2 separate regions of the Mus musculus genome follow, and region 2 is linked to region 1. A link is a loop called in an ENCODE intact Hi-C map of the cell type or tissue named here. Cell type or tissue: left cerebral cortex. All regions are shown on one strand.

Region 1 (8,000 bases):
GTCCTCAGCAGAAATAACCAGTGCTCTTAACGGATGAGCCTTGTCTACAGCCTCGCAAATGGACGTGTACACCATGGCATGGTGACACACAGATGTGATGGTGGCACTTGGGAGGGCACATGTAGGTACATGAGCAAGGTAGCTCATTTGTCACCCCGTCCCATCCCATCATCAAAGACTCCATGCTATGGTACGGCTGACCATGGCTGATGATCACTCTGACTGTCTGGGTAAGCTGTGTCAGTGTTCCCACTGAGAGAGTGCTCGCTCGCTCGGTGCCTTCAGAAGCCATCGTGCTTAGCACACAGACAAGGAGTCACTTTGGAGAGCCTACAGGAATTATTTGGGATTCTGCTGATAGTTACAGGTAACTATCACATGGGCACATGGATGCTTATTTTTTTATCGAGGGTTGTAACAACACTATTCCACCCACTTTGTTTATTCGTTTGGTTTTGGACACCATGCTCAGCCTTTAACCAGGGGCTAGAATCTAACTCAGGCCCTTACACTTTACCAACTGTGGGCTCCACTCTATAATAATAATAATAATAACAATAATAAGGGCCTGGAGAGATGGCTCAACGGTTAGGAGCACTGACCACATGGTAGCTCACAACCATCTGTAATGGGATCCAGCGCCCTCTTCTGGTGTGTCTGAAGACAGCAACAGTGTGCGCATATAAAATAACTACTAAAATAATTTTGACAATTTGATTCTACATAGTTTAAAGCTTAACATTATTGCATTATTACAATGTCAGTTTACCCGACATGGTGGCCTGCACCTGGAATCTCAATACTGGAGAAGTGGAGGCATGGGAATCAAGGCCAACATAAGCTCTGGGCTAACCAAGGCTATGTAAGAAAGACCTATCCCAGAAACAACACGAAGAAGCCATAAGCCTGTGATCCCAGCACTCAGGAGGCTGAGGCAGGAGGATGAAGAGTTCTAGGTCACTCTGGGCTACATACAGAGACTAAATCTCAAGCACAAGTCCTTGCAACTAGACGCACTGTTCTAAATGCATAGTTGGGCAGGCCTTAACCAGTGTCTCCTTTTGGGGAACTACAGGCACCCGCGAGTATCCATGAACGGAAGTAAATTCCTCAGACAAGGGATTTGTCAAGTGATGTCAGCTTCCCATTTCAGATCTAGACAAGGCTAAGTTCCCCAGCGCGGGTAAACACAGTCGCTAAGAGGTCAAAACAGACACATACCAGCAGTAAGTTTTTCTGTATGTCAGCAACTCAGGGAACTTGGCTAACTGTACCTGGGAGGGGTCTGGAGGGAAAGGCGCTGGCTACATGGCTGTGCACGCCCACCATGGCACCTGGCTGACCAGGATAGAGGATGGAGGATCGAATGTCCTCTCAGCCTCCTCCCCATGAATCCCCTCACATTCTCGCTCCGGGTCCTCTCCTTTTCACAATCCTCTGGCAGTCCCACCGCCTCCGCCCACGCTGGGTAGAAGTCTCAAGAGGGTCGTGCTCCCCTGGAGGGCTGGCCGGCCTCGCGGCGTCTGCTGACCGGTGGGTGCGGCGGTGGCGAGCCGCGCTGGGGCGAGCAGAGCTGCGGAGGGGTAGGAGGGGGCCGGACCCTTGGCCAGGGTCCCAAGGGGCGGTGCCGGGCGCGAACCGTCCCAGGTCCCTCCCAGGCGGGAGCAGCACAGGCGGTGCCCGGGTAGCGGCGGAGCCATGGACGGCAGCGGGCCTTTCAGCTGCCCCATCTGCCTGGAACCGCTCCGGGAGCCGGTGACACTACCCTGCGGCCACAACTTCTGCCTCGCTTGCCTGGGCGCTCTCTGGCCGCACCGGAGCGCGGGCGGCACCGGTGGTTCCGGAGGTCCAGCTCGCTGTCCACTTTGTCAGGAGCCTTTCCCCGACGGCCTGCAGCTCCGCAAGAACCACACGCTGTCCGAGTTGCTGCAGCTCCGCCAGGGCTCGGTCCCGGGACCCATGTCCGCCCCGGCTTCAGGATCGACCCGGGGCGCCACGCCCGAGCCCTCCGCGCCCAGCGCACCACCTCCGGCTCCGGAACCATCGGCTCCCTGCGCGCCGGAGCAGTGGCCCGCGGGTGAGGAGCCGGTGCGCTGCGACGCGTGCCCCGAGGGCGCCGCCCTGCCCGCCGCGCTCTCTTGCCTCTCCTGCCTCGCCTCCTTCTGCTCCGCGCATCTGGCCCCCCACGAACGCAGCCCCGCCCTGCGCGGCCACCGCCTGGTGCCCCCGCTGCGCCGACTTGAGGAGAGCCTGTGTCCGCGCCACCTGCGGCCTCTGGAGCGCTACTGTCGCGTGGAGCGTGTGTGCCTTTGCGAGGCCTGTGCCACTCAGGACCATCGCGGCCACGAGCTCGTGCCGCTGGAGCAGGAGCGCGCGCTTCAGGAGGTGGGGCACCTTGAGTCGACACGTGGAGATGGGTGACAGGAGGGACACTAGAGCTATTTAGTCCCTCACTCTTATCCGGGTGTGTCTGTTATATATTTGTTTTATCATTATGGCTGTGCACATGGAGATGAAGGAAGCAACTTTGTGGGGTTGGTTCTCTCCTCCTGCCTTTACATGGGCTTCATCTCTCTGACTCAATAGGCTCTGCCTTAGTTTCCTCCTCTAGCCTGAGAATCTTTGCAACCTCTTCCGGTCTACACTGTCATTTGCTGGGGCTGGTGTGGATGGAAAGAGAGTCGGGAGGGACTAGTAAGATGAAAGAGTGGCAAAAAGCCGAGAGAGAGAGAGAGAGAGAGAGAGAGAGAGAGAGAGAGAGAGAGAGAGAGCGCTTTAGCTAGATTAGTGTAAGTGTAAAGCGAGAGAGGGATCCGCATTAGGCCCTCAGAAGCCGTGGGGGTCAGGAGTCGCTGGGTGCGGGCGGGGCCCCGTAGCTGATGCCCTCTTCAATTCAGATTCGTCCTGAATTGAGTCAGCCACTTTGTATGGGTGTGGCGGGCACCAGGAGAGCGACGGAGTTTGGGCTGGTCACACAGATCTCCTCTGTCCGAATGCTCTGGGGCCGTGGGGAGCATGTGCCCAGTGTCCCGCTACCTCCCACCCCCAGTTTCCTTTGGCCTCCATCCCGGTCTTGGCGCCTCTGGCTTTGGGATTTTCCGCCTCTCCTGCCTGGAGCTGTGACTCATTAGAGCCGAGGGATTTGCCCGGAATCCCCATTTTTCAGAGCTGGATTGGGGGTGAAGGCTCTTTTGAGACTAATCCCCAGGACTATTTAGTGTCCTCTTTTCTGGTTCCGTCACGTCACACCCTACCCCACCCTCTCACACTTTGCCTCTTCCCCAGGGGGAAAACAATCCCAAATAGAGAATCATAGGTGGCCCTATACTGGCTTCTCTGGTCAACAGGTTGTCATATGCCCACAACCTGCTTCCTTGCCAGGCATTTGGAAATGGCACCAGCTTGGGCCAGAGCTGCCTTGGGGATATTCTGGGACTTCACGGCCATTTCCGTTCCCTTCATTCACAAATGTCACTACCTAGCCCCCCAAATTCTGAGATCTGATGCAGTTCCGGGGACCTTTGACAGACACCAATCTCACAAAACCTGGTCCACAGGTGGAGCAGTCCAAAGTCCTGAGCGCTGCGGAGGACCGCATGGATGAACTGGGTGCCGGCATCGCACAGTCCCGCCGTACTGTGGCCCTCATCAAGGTCCGCGCCCACCCCAATCCCCCTGTGCACCCCTGAAGCAGGCCTCTGAAATCACCACAAGCTCTCACTGTGGTGCCGCCCACTCTAGACGTGCTCGTCCCCACTAAGCAGGAACACCTTGTTTCCTGCAACCTGGCTCAGACCCAGAGCAGGCTGGGGCTGGGTGGGGGCTGGGTGGGCACAAGCAGTCAGGGACGGAGACAGCGGGCAGGCCCGGTCTTTGCCCTCACTGTTGTCTCCTCTGCTCTCTCCTGCAGAGTGCAGCTGTGGCAGAGCGGGAGAGGGTGAGCCAGATGTTTGCCGAGGCCACAGCCACCCTTCAGAGTTTCCAGAACGAGGTGATGGGGTTCATCGAAGAGGGAGAGGCCACAATGTTGGGCCGGTCCCAGGGTGACCTGCGTAGACAAGAGGAACAGCGCAGCCGCCTAAGCAAGGCACGGCACAACCTCGGTCAGGTTCCAGAGGCGGATTCAGTCAGCTTTCTCCAGGTGAGGGCGGCTCAGGAGCCATAATTGAAGAGATGGGGCGGGGTTGAGAAACAATGGCAGCCAGGATGGGTACCTGGCCTTCCAGGATAGTTGCTACCTTCCCTGGTGGCGAGACACTGTGGCCAGCAGACTTACTGGGCATTTGTCTGGCACAGGAGCTCCTGGCACTACGGCTGGCCCTGGAGGAGGGGTGCGGCCCCGGGCCTGGGCCCCCCAGGGAACTCAGCTTCACCAAGTCCTCCCAGGTGGTCAAAGCGGTGAGAGACACCCTCATCTCAGCCTGTGCCAGCCAGTGGGAGCAGCTGCGGGGGCTGGGCAGCAATGAGGATGGGCTACAGAAACTCGGCTCAGAAGGTGGGTGCTCCATTATGACTCACTTCCCCCAGATGGACCTTCCGGGCCCCCAGATCTGGTGTCCATCCAGGCATGAAGGAGGGAGAGTGGCAGGGCCGTAATCCTGCCAGGAACTGAAGCTATGCCTCCAGGGGGCAGAGGGGAGTCTTCTAACTCACCCATGGACTTTACAGAGATCAAGGCCCTGCATTCGGGGTTAGGGTTGGGGGGGGGGCGCTCAAGCACCACATCTGCAGGAGAACATGGTCGTCCCCCCCATATGGGTGTCTGTCACCAGGTGGCTGGGGGCTTTGGGAGGAGGGAAGGGTAGGAGGGAATTAGATCCACAGGCAGGGGTGGGGCACTACCAAGGGTAGTCCTGCAGCCACAGGTATTCTAGAGAGATGGCTTTTCCACCACCTCTTCCCTCCCCTGCAGCAGATGTGGAGTCCCAGGACCCTGACAGTACCAGCCTGCTGGAGAGTGAGGCCCCCAGGGATTACTTCCTCAAGTGTAAGTAGCCAGCCTGCTGCTACCAAGGGGCAGGCTTAGCTGCTAGGCTTCAGAAACAGGGTCTGGGAGGGACCACAGAGCTTGGGAGCCCTCTCCTTAGTCTCTGGGGCGAACAAGGTCATCTCCATGGGTGGTCTCCATTAGTTCTGAGTCTCACCAGTCCTAAAGAAGGGACTTGGCTGTGTTTGGGGGAGGGTTAGCTGGGGCGGGGGTGGGGGTGGGGTGCCGGGGAACAATCTCTAAATTGAGCCTGGCTGTGATCTGCGTCTCTCTCCCGTCCCTGGGGTCAGTTGCCTACATCGTGGACCTGGACAGCGACACCGCGGACAAGTTCCTGCAGCTTTTTGGAACTAAAGGTGTCAAGAGAGTACTGTGTCCCATCAACTACCCGGAGTCACCCACCCGCTTCACACACTGCGAGCAGGTGCTAGGAGAGGGCGCCCTGGACCGGGGCACCTACTACTGGGAGGTGGAGATCATCGAAGGATGGGTCAGTGTGGGAGTCATGGCCGAGGGCTTCTCCCCGCAAGAGCCCTATGACCGGGGCCGGCTGGGCCGCAATGCACACTCATGCTGTCTGCAGTGGAATGGGCGTGGCTTCTCAGTCTGGTTCTGCGGGCTGGAGGCCCCGCTACCCCATGCCTTTTCGCCTACAGTCGGGGTCTGCCTAGAGTATGCAGACCATGCCCTGGCCTTCTATGCTGTCCGAGACGGAAAGCTGAGCCTTCTTCGGAGGCTCAAAGCCTCCCGGCCTCGCCGCAGCGGTGCTCTGGCCTCCCCCACTGACCCTTTTCAGAGTCGCCTGGACAGCCATTTTTCCGGGCTCTTCAACCACAGGCTCAAGCCTGCCTTCTTCCTGGAGAGTGTGGACGCCCATCTGCAGATTGGACCTCTCAAGAAATCGTGCATAACCGTGCTGAAGAGGAGGTGATGCACGCCCGGCTGGGTCATCCTGTGGCGCCGTTGCCCATATTTGCTAGGGGAAGGCACTAGCCTCAGAGACTCCCACACTCCTAGCCACCTCACTTCTTGAGGCCTTCTAGACCTTCCACTTTGCAGGACTTGTTTTGAGAACAGATCTTTAGCTGGGACAACTCCAGTCTGCCCCAGCCCCTTCTTTTCCAGGTCTCTAGAACTACCTGGCACACAGTAGGTGCTCAATAAACATTTGTTAAATGAATGATTCCCCCTTTCATTCCTCATCTTCCAGAAACTCCTATGACTTCTCAGCATTCAAGATCTGGGGATAGGGGCAGGCAAGATGGCTCTGCCAGTAGAGGTGCTTGCGGCCAAGTTTTAGGACTGGAGTTTGACGCCTGGGCCATACATAGTAGAAAAAGAGAACTGCCTCGCCGGGCGTGGTTGGCACACACCTTTAATCGCAGCACTTGGGCTGCAGAGACAGGCAGATTTCTGAGTTCCAGGTCAGCCTGGTCTACAAAGTGAGTTCCAGGATAGCCAAGGCTACACAGAGAAACCCTGTCTCCAAAAACACACACAGAGAAAGAGAGAGAGAGAGAGAGAGAGAGAGAGAGAGAGAGAGAGAGAGAGAGAGAGAGAGAGAGAAGAGAACTGCCTCTTGCAACTTGTTCTCTGACTCTGCCCTGGTGCCTAAGCCACAAGCACAGGCAGGCACTCATGCATACACAGTAAATAGATACAAATAAGTGCAACACAGAGCAAAACAGATGAGGGCTGGGAGATAGCACAGCTGATAAAGCGCTTGCTACAGAAGATCAAGAGGACCTGAGTTCGAGCCCCTAGAAAGAATCATACCTTTTTCATACATTGAAAAGAATGTAATGTCCACATTGGAGAAAGAGAGGGGGAGGAGGGAGGGGGGAGGGAGGGAGAGAGAGAGAGAGACAGGTCACTGGGGCTCACTGGGTACTAGCCTAAAGTAATAGGTGAGCTTCAGGTAAGAAATAATTTCTGAATATGACATCTGAGACCTTACACACACACACACACACACACACACACACACACACACATCAAAACAAACAAAAATGAAACAAAAAAAAAAAACAAAACAAAAAGTCAGAGTGAGCAGGCAGGAGAATAAGATTCCCTGACTCAGGAGGAAGGACCTACCTGTGTCCTGTCCTTCAGCAGCACCCTGGCTCTAGGTAAGATAAGTATTTCTCATCCTTGGTGCCACAAGCCAATTCTGGACTTACTTTGAGTGTACTGTATCCAGAATTAAACACAGAAGTCACACACCCAAAGCCAAGAGCTGAGCAGGGTGCTTGGGTGTGGGAGAGAAATGCAAAGACAACCTGAGCTTTCATGCTCTCGCGCTCGTGCGCGAGCACACACACACACACACACACACACTCCACCCTGGGTGTGCGTGGAAATGAAAAAACATCTACAATAAAGGGGTCTGTGTCCTCTGTCGTCGCACCTGTGACACAGCACTTTTCCAGTGCCTTGGGAGAGCCTCTGGCTGGTTTCCAGGAAGGCTCAGCGCCCTCCACCACCCCAGAAACTCGCCACCCTGTCTGGGATAACCTGGGGCTACAGAAGGAGGCTGAATTTCCAGGCCAGTTCCCTCTCTAGATTCTCTGTGCCCCAGATGTCTCCCAGGGGGGTAAGGGGCAGCCAGAGAGGCCTCCCAGCAGCTATCCAAGGTCAGACAGGACAATGGGTGAGTTATGCAGCCAGACAGCAAGGCCATACAAGTCCAGCCCCAGCCGCCTAAACTGCTAAAAATAACCCCTCCCACAGAGCCTGCCTGGCCCCGGGCAGGGCAGCCGGGCCAGGATGTTTTTTTTCCGGGTGGGGCCTCCCTGCTCCTGCTGGGTTGTGTTCTCAACCCTGTTCCCATGGCAGCCACAGGTCCCACAGGTCCCTCTGCATCCAACCAAGGGACTGTCAGGAGGCTGTTCCACCATCCCACTCAATGGGCAGCTGGGGCTTCCTAGAGTCTTTTTCTCACCTGCAAACAGCCTCCGTCCTCCACAGAACCCTGGCATCCCTAGACCACCTGTGTTGTCTTGCCCCCCCCCCC
Region 2 (8,000 bases), 350 kb before region 1:
AAGTCCAGGATCTTGAGGGAGAGTCCCCTGGATCTTGCAGAAAAGACTTCATCACAAAAGGCCTCTGTAAGAGGCAGCGGGACAGAGAACAGCTATATGGAAGGACATAGTACGTATGGAAGGAAGGTTGTAAGTTCAAGGCTGACCTTGGGGGTTGTCATAAAAAGCAAGTTCAGGGGTTGTGGCTGTAGCTTAGTTGGTAGAATGCTTGCTGCTCATGCACAAAGGGCTGAGATCAGCCCCCCAGCACAGATGAAGTGGGCATGGGGTGATTGCTGTAATCTCAGCACTCCAGAGACGGAGGCAGGAGGATCAGAAGTTTGTTATTGTCAGCTACATAGGGAATTCAAGTCTCTGTCTTAAAGCAAACAACAACAACAACAACAAAATCTAGCAGGCTGGTAATCCCAACTATTGAAGCAGAAAGACCAACAGCTGAAGGCTTGCCTAGGCTACAGCATGAGTTCAATTTATGGAGACCCTGCCTTGAGATAAAGAGTAAAACCAAAGGGCTTGGAATATGGCTTAGTAGTAGAGGAGCTAACATTTGCAAGGCCCAGGTTTATCCCCAACATCCACCCATCTCTCTCTCTCTCTCTCTCTCTCTTTTCTCTCACACACATAGGCACACACTCACACACAAATATAACAAAATCACACACAAACACGCGTGCGCACACACACATACAGGGTTGCTTCACTGCAACAGTCTTAAATCATCCCAGTCAAGTATCCAAGACGGCCTTCCGTTCAGCTTCTTAGTGGTTGTAATCAGTTTCCCTTTCTCGTTACCCAGAGCTCGGATTCGTCCACAGCAACCGTTGGCAAGCACAAATTTACCTCAAGTGACCTCCTTCCGAGTGGAATGTTTCTCAGAGCTGCTGACCAGGCTCTGGATTCCACTGGTGGTATAGAAAGAATCTCCAGCAGAGATCAAAGCAGATCTACTACTGCATTTCGGGATATGGCCCGTGAGCCATCCCAGGTCATATCCGAGACAGATCGCCAGACATATGCAAGAAGAGATGAGCAACTCCCTGGTCAGACTCAACGTGGTGGGATACCCAGGACGGAACCATTTGGCATGGATCAGCCTAGATTGATAGACGCTGTGATGCCCACCACTACGGGTCAGCTTGGTGTAAAGCCCCCCGAAATGTATGGCCAGGAATTAGTACCTGTTGATAAAGCTCAGAGTGGTGGGCTGCCACCATCAGGACCTGACAAGGAACTGAAAAAACTGAGTACAATCCAGCTTGGTACAGTTCCACCTAGCACGTATCAGCAAGGCATGATGCTTCCTGGAATGGACCGAGAGGGCACGGAACAGGCTGCTGTGCGTGACAGTGGTCAGGGACCATGGCCCACGGCTCAGCAAGGGTTGATAGCAGTAGGCGTAGATCAGCATGGATTGCCGATACCAGGCACAGGCCAGCAAGGACTGCCCCCACAACATATGGATCAGCGGGGTTTGGTAACACCTGGTACAGACCAACGTGCATTCTCTCCATCTCTTTCAGATGAACGTACCTTGGTGTCACTTGGTTTGATGCAAGTTAGTACAGATCAACAAGGTTTTAGACAGTCCAGCTTAACGTCACGCTTTATACAACCTGGTGCAGAACAGCTCAGGGTAGAGCAGCGTGGTGTAGCGCAGCCTGGTTTAGATCGGCGCAGTTCAGTGCCTGTAGGGACAGAACGGCGGGCTTCATTGCAGGCTCTTGCAGAGAAACGTAGTTCAGTGCCCATTGAGGTAGAACAGCAGAGTCTGGCACAGTCTAGGGCAGGTCAGCAAGGTTTAGGACAACCTAGCACAGTTTCGGGTGGTTTGATACAGCCTGGCACAGACCAACATTTGGTGCCTCCTGGTGTAGATCAGCCTAGCTTGATTCAACCTGGTGCATTTCCACTTAGTTTGGCACAACTTGGTGCAGATCAGCAAGGTCTAATACAAACAGACACAGGGCAGCCTGTTTGGGTTCAACCAAGCACAGATCAGAGTGGCGGGGTACAGCCTGGTGCATATCTGCCCGGTTGGGTACAGCCTAGTGTAGATCAACGTGACTTAGTACAAGTTGGAATGGATCAGCAGGAGCTGAGACAACCTGGTGCAGTTCAGCCCGGGCTGGTGCAGCCAGGTGCATATGCACCTGGGTTGATGCAAGTTGGTGCAAGTCAGGATGGTTTGCTTCAACCTGGAATGGATCAGCTTGGTCTGGTACAGCCTGGTACAGCCTGGAGTTTGGTGCAGCCTGATGTAGATCAGCTTGATATGGCACAACCACATGGAATTCTGCCTGGCCTGGCACAACCACGTGGAGTTCTGCCTGGCATGGTCCAACCAGGTGCAGTTCAGCCTGGTGTGTTGCAACCAGGTGCAGTTCAGCCTGGTGTGTTGCAACCAGGTGCAGTTCAGCCTGGTGTGTTGCAACCAGGTGCAGCTCAGCCTGGCTTGGTCCAGCCAGGTGCAGCTCAGCCTGGCTTGGTCCAGCCAGGTGCAGCTCAGCCTGGTGTGTTGCAAGCAGGTGCAGTTCAGCCTGGTGTGTTGCAAGCAGGTGCAGTTCAGCCTGGCATGGTCCAGCAGGGTCCAGTTCAGCCTGGTGTGTTGCAAGCAGGTGCAGCTCAGCCTGGCATGGTCCATCCGGGTGCAGCTCAGCCTGGCATGGTCCAGCCGGGTTCAGTTCAGCCTGGCATGGTCCAGCTAGGTGCAGTTCAGCCTGGCGTGTTGCAAGCAGGTGCAGTTCAGTTTGGCATGGTCCAGCCGGGTGCAGTTGAGCCTGGTGTGTTGCGAGCCGGTGCAGTTCAGCTTGGCATGGTCCAGCCGGGTGCAGTTCAGCTTGGTGTGTTTCGAGCAGGTGCAGTTCAGCCTGGTGTGTTGCAAGCAGGTGCAGTTCAGCCTGGCATGGTCCAGCAAGGTCCAGTTCAGCCTGGTGTGTTGCAAGCAGGTGCAGTTCAGCCTGGCATGGTCCAGCAAGGTCCAGTTCAGCCTGGTGTGTTGCAAGCAGGTGCAGTTCAGCCTGGCATGGTCCAGCAAGGTCCAGTTCAGCCTGGTGTGTTGCAAGCAGGTGCAGTTCAGCCTGGCATGGTCCAGCAAGGTCCAGTTCAGCCTGGTGTGTTGCAATCAGGTGCAGTTCAGCCTGGCATGGTCCAGCCTGGTATACTTCCTAGTGGTTGGGGGCAGCCTGTTGCATACTCACTTGGCTTGGGCCAACCTGGTATAGGTCAGTATGGTTTGGTTCAGCCAAGAGTTGATCGATATGGTTTTGTGCAGCCCGGTGTAGCACGTGGTTTACTCCAACCTAGTGACAGTCAGCGCGCTTTGATGCAACCTGGAGTAGGTCAAGTTGAGTGGATACAACCTGGAATGAGTCGTCGTGATTTAGTACAACCTGGTGCAGATGAGAGTGGTTTAGCCCAAGGTGGAATGGCTCAGCAGGGTTTGGTACAATCTGGCATGGCCCGGCAGGGTTTGGCACAACCTGGCATGGCCCGGCAGGGTGTGGCACACCCTGGCATGGCCCGGCAGGGTGTGGCACACCCTGGCAAGGCCCGGCAGGGTGTGGCACACCCTGGCAAGGCCCGGCAGGGTGTGGCACAACCTGACTTGGCACAACCTGGAGCACCTAGTGAGGACAAGTTTGGCTTGGCACAGCCTATAGTGGACCAGAGTGCTTTTATGCAGCCTGGCATGGACCAACGTGGCTTGGTACAGCCTAGAATGTACCAGTATGGTTTTGTGGACCCTTCTGATCTTCAGCGTAACTTCTTGCAACCCAGAGGAGTTTTGCCTAGGTTAGTCCAGCCTGTCGTGGATCAGGGTGGTCCGCTGCAGGCTGGACTGGCTCAGTCTAGGATGGTGCAGCCTATCACGGATCAGAGAGGCCCGGTGCAGCCTGAAACTCTTCAGCCTAGGCAGGTGCAGCCTAGTACAAGCCGTCGAGGCCTGGTGCAGTCTCTCCTGACTCCGTATGGCCTGATGCAGCCAGGTGCAGCTCAACTTGGTTTGGTGCAGCCTGGCATGGAGCAGCTAGGGGAAGAAAGGCGTGGCTTACTGCAGCCTGGCATGGATCAGCCTGGTTTGTTGCAGCCTGGGACAGATCAGCCTGGTTTGTTGCAGCCTGGGGCAGATCAGCCTGGTTTGTTGCAGCCTGGGGCAGATCAGCCTGGTTTGTTGCAGCCTGGGGCAGATCAGCCTGGTTTCTTACAGCCTGGGGCAGATCAGCCTGGTTTCTTACAGCCTGGGGCAGCTAGGCTGGACAGGATACAGCCTGGGATGGTTGAGCCTGGTGCAGGCCCTCAGGGTTTGGGTCAGCCTGACTTGGCCCCACCTCCTTTTATTCACCCTGGTATATTTCCTCGTGGTATATTTCAACCTGCTACACTTCCACGTGGTTTCAGACAACCCACTCCAACTCAGCCAGACTTTGTAACACCAAGCATAGACCTTCGCTTTCCAACAATGGAGGTTGAACCTCAGCAACCACAATTGCCCCAGTTATATCAGCTTCCTACAGCACTCCAAACCAGGCAAGGTATACTTCCTGAAGGGGTCCATCGGATCTCAGGTCAAAAAGCCAAGACAAGGACAGTTGAAGTTCAGTATGATATAGAAGAGGCTGGCCTGCCTGAAGAAGTCCAGAGAGTTGAGGTGGATACCCAGGTCTCTTGGGAGCTAAGTCACCTTGACTCGGCTGCCCCAACTGCCCCAGAACAAGTTATCACCGACTCCAGGACTCAGGATTCCTGGAACTATCTCCAGCAGTTCTCATCAGTAAGCGAGACTCGTCGAGAGCAGCAGCGGCAGGAGTCACTGCCTCCAAGCTTCCCCATGGCGGTGGAAACACTGCGCCTGATCGGGGAGCTCATCTCCCTCTATTTAGAACTGAAGGAACAGTTGAAAGACTTGGACGAGGAACTGGCCGGCCAGACTGACTTCGAGAAAATCCAGTACCTGATCACAATGATAGGTGAGCATCCTTTGCCACAGAGGGAAAGTAGCCTCGCTCCCTCTCTCCCTGGGGCAGAACACACTCCTACCCAGACCTGACTCCACAGGTGGCGGCGGCAGCAGCAGCCTGTGGGGAGGCCAGATGTGTATATAGCAGAGTGTGAGACCAAGCCAGCAGGATTGGGGTAGACTTGAGAGAGGCATGAAGCAGGCTTCTGGGCCTTTGTCAGGGCAGCAGAGATGAAGGTGTGCAAGGTGAGAGCATAGCACGGGGGGAGGGGGGGCGTCAGGGGGAGAGCTGCAGAACGAAGCTCACCACTACCCAGTCACAGCTCTAGTAGTAGCTAGAGATGGCAGAGGCAGCAGGAGATAGATACCTAGCAGTCAAACACCATGTTGAAAGACACGTGTCCTCTCCTCTTCTACCTCCTTGCCCAATTACTTGATCCAGTGAAAACAGGATCAAGTAATCTACTGACTTGACCTCTGGGCTCAGTTCATTATTGAAAGACTGTAAAACAGATTAAAGAGCCCAAAGGGAATCCTACTCCCTGATGCTGGCCTCCATATCCCGTAGTCAAAAAGACCATACCCCAGGACCTGGCAGAGCAGCTGAAGAGCCTAAAGACGTTGAACAAGGAAGTTCGGCAGGACAAGGCAAAAGTGCGTATGGGAGGGTCGGCTTCCGTAGTTCTAAGTTAACAATCGCGAGCACTGTTAGGAACTCTCTAGCGATGGAGGCCATTGCAGGAGGCTGCTGGGTACCCACCGCCTCACCCATGAGATAGAAGAGGGGCTGAACAAGCAGTCGGCGGCCTTCGGGAAGCCGCCACTCAGGCCTGTCTGACACCTGGCTTCCTCTATGCTTGTAGCTAGAGAAGATACAGAAGTTTGTGGACAGTGCTGCTGACACCACCGGAGGGAAGGGAGTGAAACCTAACCATCTGAGCTTGCAGCTGGGCATCCTCAGGTGACACTCCTTCGCCACCTCGGGGGTGGGGTGGTGGGGTAGGGTGGTGCATCTGGCCTCATGGTTAAGGCTCAGGTATAGAGGCAGCCTTCCACCTCCCCACATCCGGCAATGGTCATTGTCTCTCATCTGGATTGTACCGGCTCCTCAGGGTGTCCTAGTCTTTACAAGATCTGGTAGAAGGACTCCCCCCACCTCAACATTCCTAAAATGGCAGCACCAGGACTGGGAGGAACGCCAGTGTCCCTCCTTGGGCTATGACCCACCACACCACCCCCTCTCTGACTTGGGATCCCTAGACAGAGGCTCCTGGTGGCCTTATTGTGCTGTGTGTCCCACAGCCAGGCCTCTGCTCTTCTGAGCAAAGGGTTCTGGGCAGTGGTGGGACGAGCTGCTCTCTGACCGCTCCAGAGTCACCGTGTCTGACATCGAGAAGGAGCTGAACGAGCTGAGAGAGAGCCAGGACCGAGGCAAGGCCACCATGGAGAACTCTGTCTCTGAGGCGTCTCTTTACCTACAGGATCAGGTGAACAGTCTGTGGCCAAGGTCCAGGGCCCCTCCCAGGGTCAGGGTAGAGGGTTGGCAACCTAGCCCTCACCAACCTGGAGACCAGCCATGGGGGGGGGGGGTGTGGAGTCACTTTTCTGTTGCTGTGATAAAATACCATGACGAAAAGGGACTTCGAGAAGATTAGCCCTTCACGGCAAGGAAGGATAGGCAAGTCTGGCTGCCAGAGCCGGAGACTGGCAGGCTACATTTCCACCAACACAAAGGAATCAACAGCCATGGACCAAGTGTTCAAATGCACAGGCCTCGGAGGGCATCCAAAGCAGTGCAGAACAGTGGGAGCACTTGACTGCCGCTCAGCTGGGTCCGAGCAGGGGCACCAATGCAGGAGTTGAAATACAGGCTCCTCCCCTGCCTGATACAGGCTCTTCTCCTGCCCGATTCCTACTGTGTATTTCCTTTAATTTATATATCATAAAACACATCTTCAGTTCCAGCACTAGGGAGGCGGAGGCAAGCAGATCTCTGAGTTCAAAGCCAGCCTGGTCTACAGGGTGACTTCCAGGACAGCCAGAGCTGTACAGAGAAACCGTGTCCTAAAACAAACAAACAAACAAACAAACAAACAACCCAAAAGAGCAAAACAAACAAACAAAAACACCTTTTAATCATATTTTGTTATTTTTTTAATAAGTTAACATTTTACATCATTTCCTCCTTCCCTTTCTTCCTTCCCACAAGCTGTCCTATATACACTTGGTTGTTCTCTTTCAAATTCATGGCTTCTTTTTCTTCCATTCTGTGTGTGTGTGTGTGTGTGTGTGTGTGTGTGTGTGTGTGTGTGTGTAAAAATATAAAAGTGCATCCTGCTCGTTCCGTGTAGTGTTCCTCGTCCGTATGTTGTCAGGACTGGCCATTGATATTGGCATGATTCCCCTAGAGAAGACGCTCTCCTGATCTCAGTATTCCTGGCTTGCCCATACTTCTTTGTGAGGCTGAGAGGCCCCAGGAGCGCTTCCTGCCCCTCAGTAGCTTCTCTATGGTGTCAATCTTGTTTGACAATTACTTTTAGTAATGTGTGAGTGTGTGCATGCGTGAGGGGAGGAGAGTTGCTCAGGGAATTCTGAGGCACAGGACCCCTGGAGCTGGAGTTACAAGTGACCCCCTGATGTGGATGCTGGGACCTGAGCCCGGGTCCACTGGATGAGCAGCGCATGCGCTTAATCGCGGAGCCAGCTCTTCGACACTCTGTCTTTTATTTTATTGCATGCTTTGGAACTTTTGCCCTCACGTATGTGCACCACATGTGTGGAGTCCTCTTGGAGTCCCAGAAAAGGGCATCAGGTCCCCTGGAGTCATAGATGAGCCACCATGCAGGTGCTGAATCCAGGTCCCCTTAGGGAGCAGTAAGTGCCCTTAGACACTGAGCTGTCTTTCCAACTCTGGCGTCCACTTTCATTGTGACTCAAAATAATCTATTCTGTGGCCAATAGAAGGTTCTCCCTCTACCCATCAGGTGGACAGCTGGGTTGCTTCTCCTAGCTACTAGGATTCGTGCTGATGTGAACACGCGTG

Evidence for each region. Peaks named below come from ENCODE experiments on the same cell type or tissue, not always from the same donor. Only the 100,000 strongest peaks of a DNase experiment are listed, where the experiment ranks them.
Region 2: a loop joins it to region 1, with 2.2 times the contacts of the local background. A loop is called at or near these places in 2 of 42 quality-filtered maps.

What each region holds. Positions count from the first base shown.
Region 1 is chr11:116,103,919-116,111,918 of GRCm38, reverse strand. Trim47 (tripartite motif-containing 47) reads left to right here and starts at 1,684. Exons shown (of 6, transcript NM_172570.5): 1 at 1,684-2,385; 2 at 3,558-3,653; 3 at 3,911-4,141; 4 at 4,297-4,495; 5 at 4,916-4,987; 6 at 5,278-6,169. The coding sequence starts at 1,699. The coding sequence ends at 5,918. In left cerebral cortex, CTCF peaks have their summits at 645 (motif pointing left) and 4,627 (motif pointing right); DNase peaks (open chromatin) are centred at 1,584 and 3,068; H3K4me3 peaks cover 2,272 bases; H3K27ac peaks cover 2,710 bases.
Region 2 is chr11:116,451,983-116,459,982 of GRCm38, reverse strand. It overlaps Qrich2 (glutamine rich 2), which reads left to right and starts at 5,636. Exons shown (of 14, transcript NM_001033267.2): 1 at 5,636-5,918; 2 at 6,330-6,444. The coding sequence starts at 6,400. In left cerebral cortex, no CTCF peak of the experiment used is centred here; no DNase peak of the experiment used is centred here.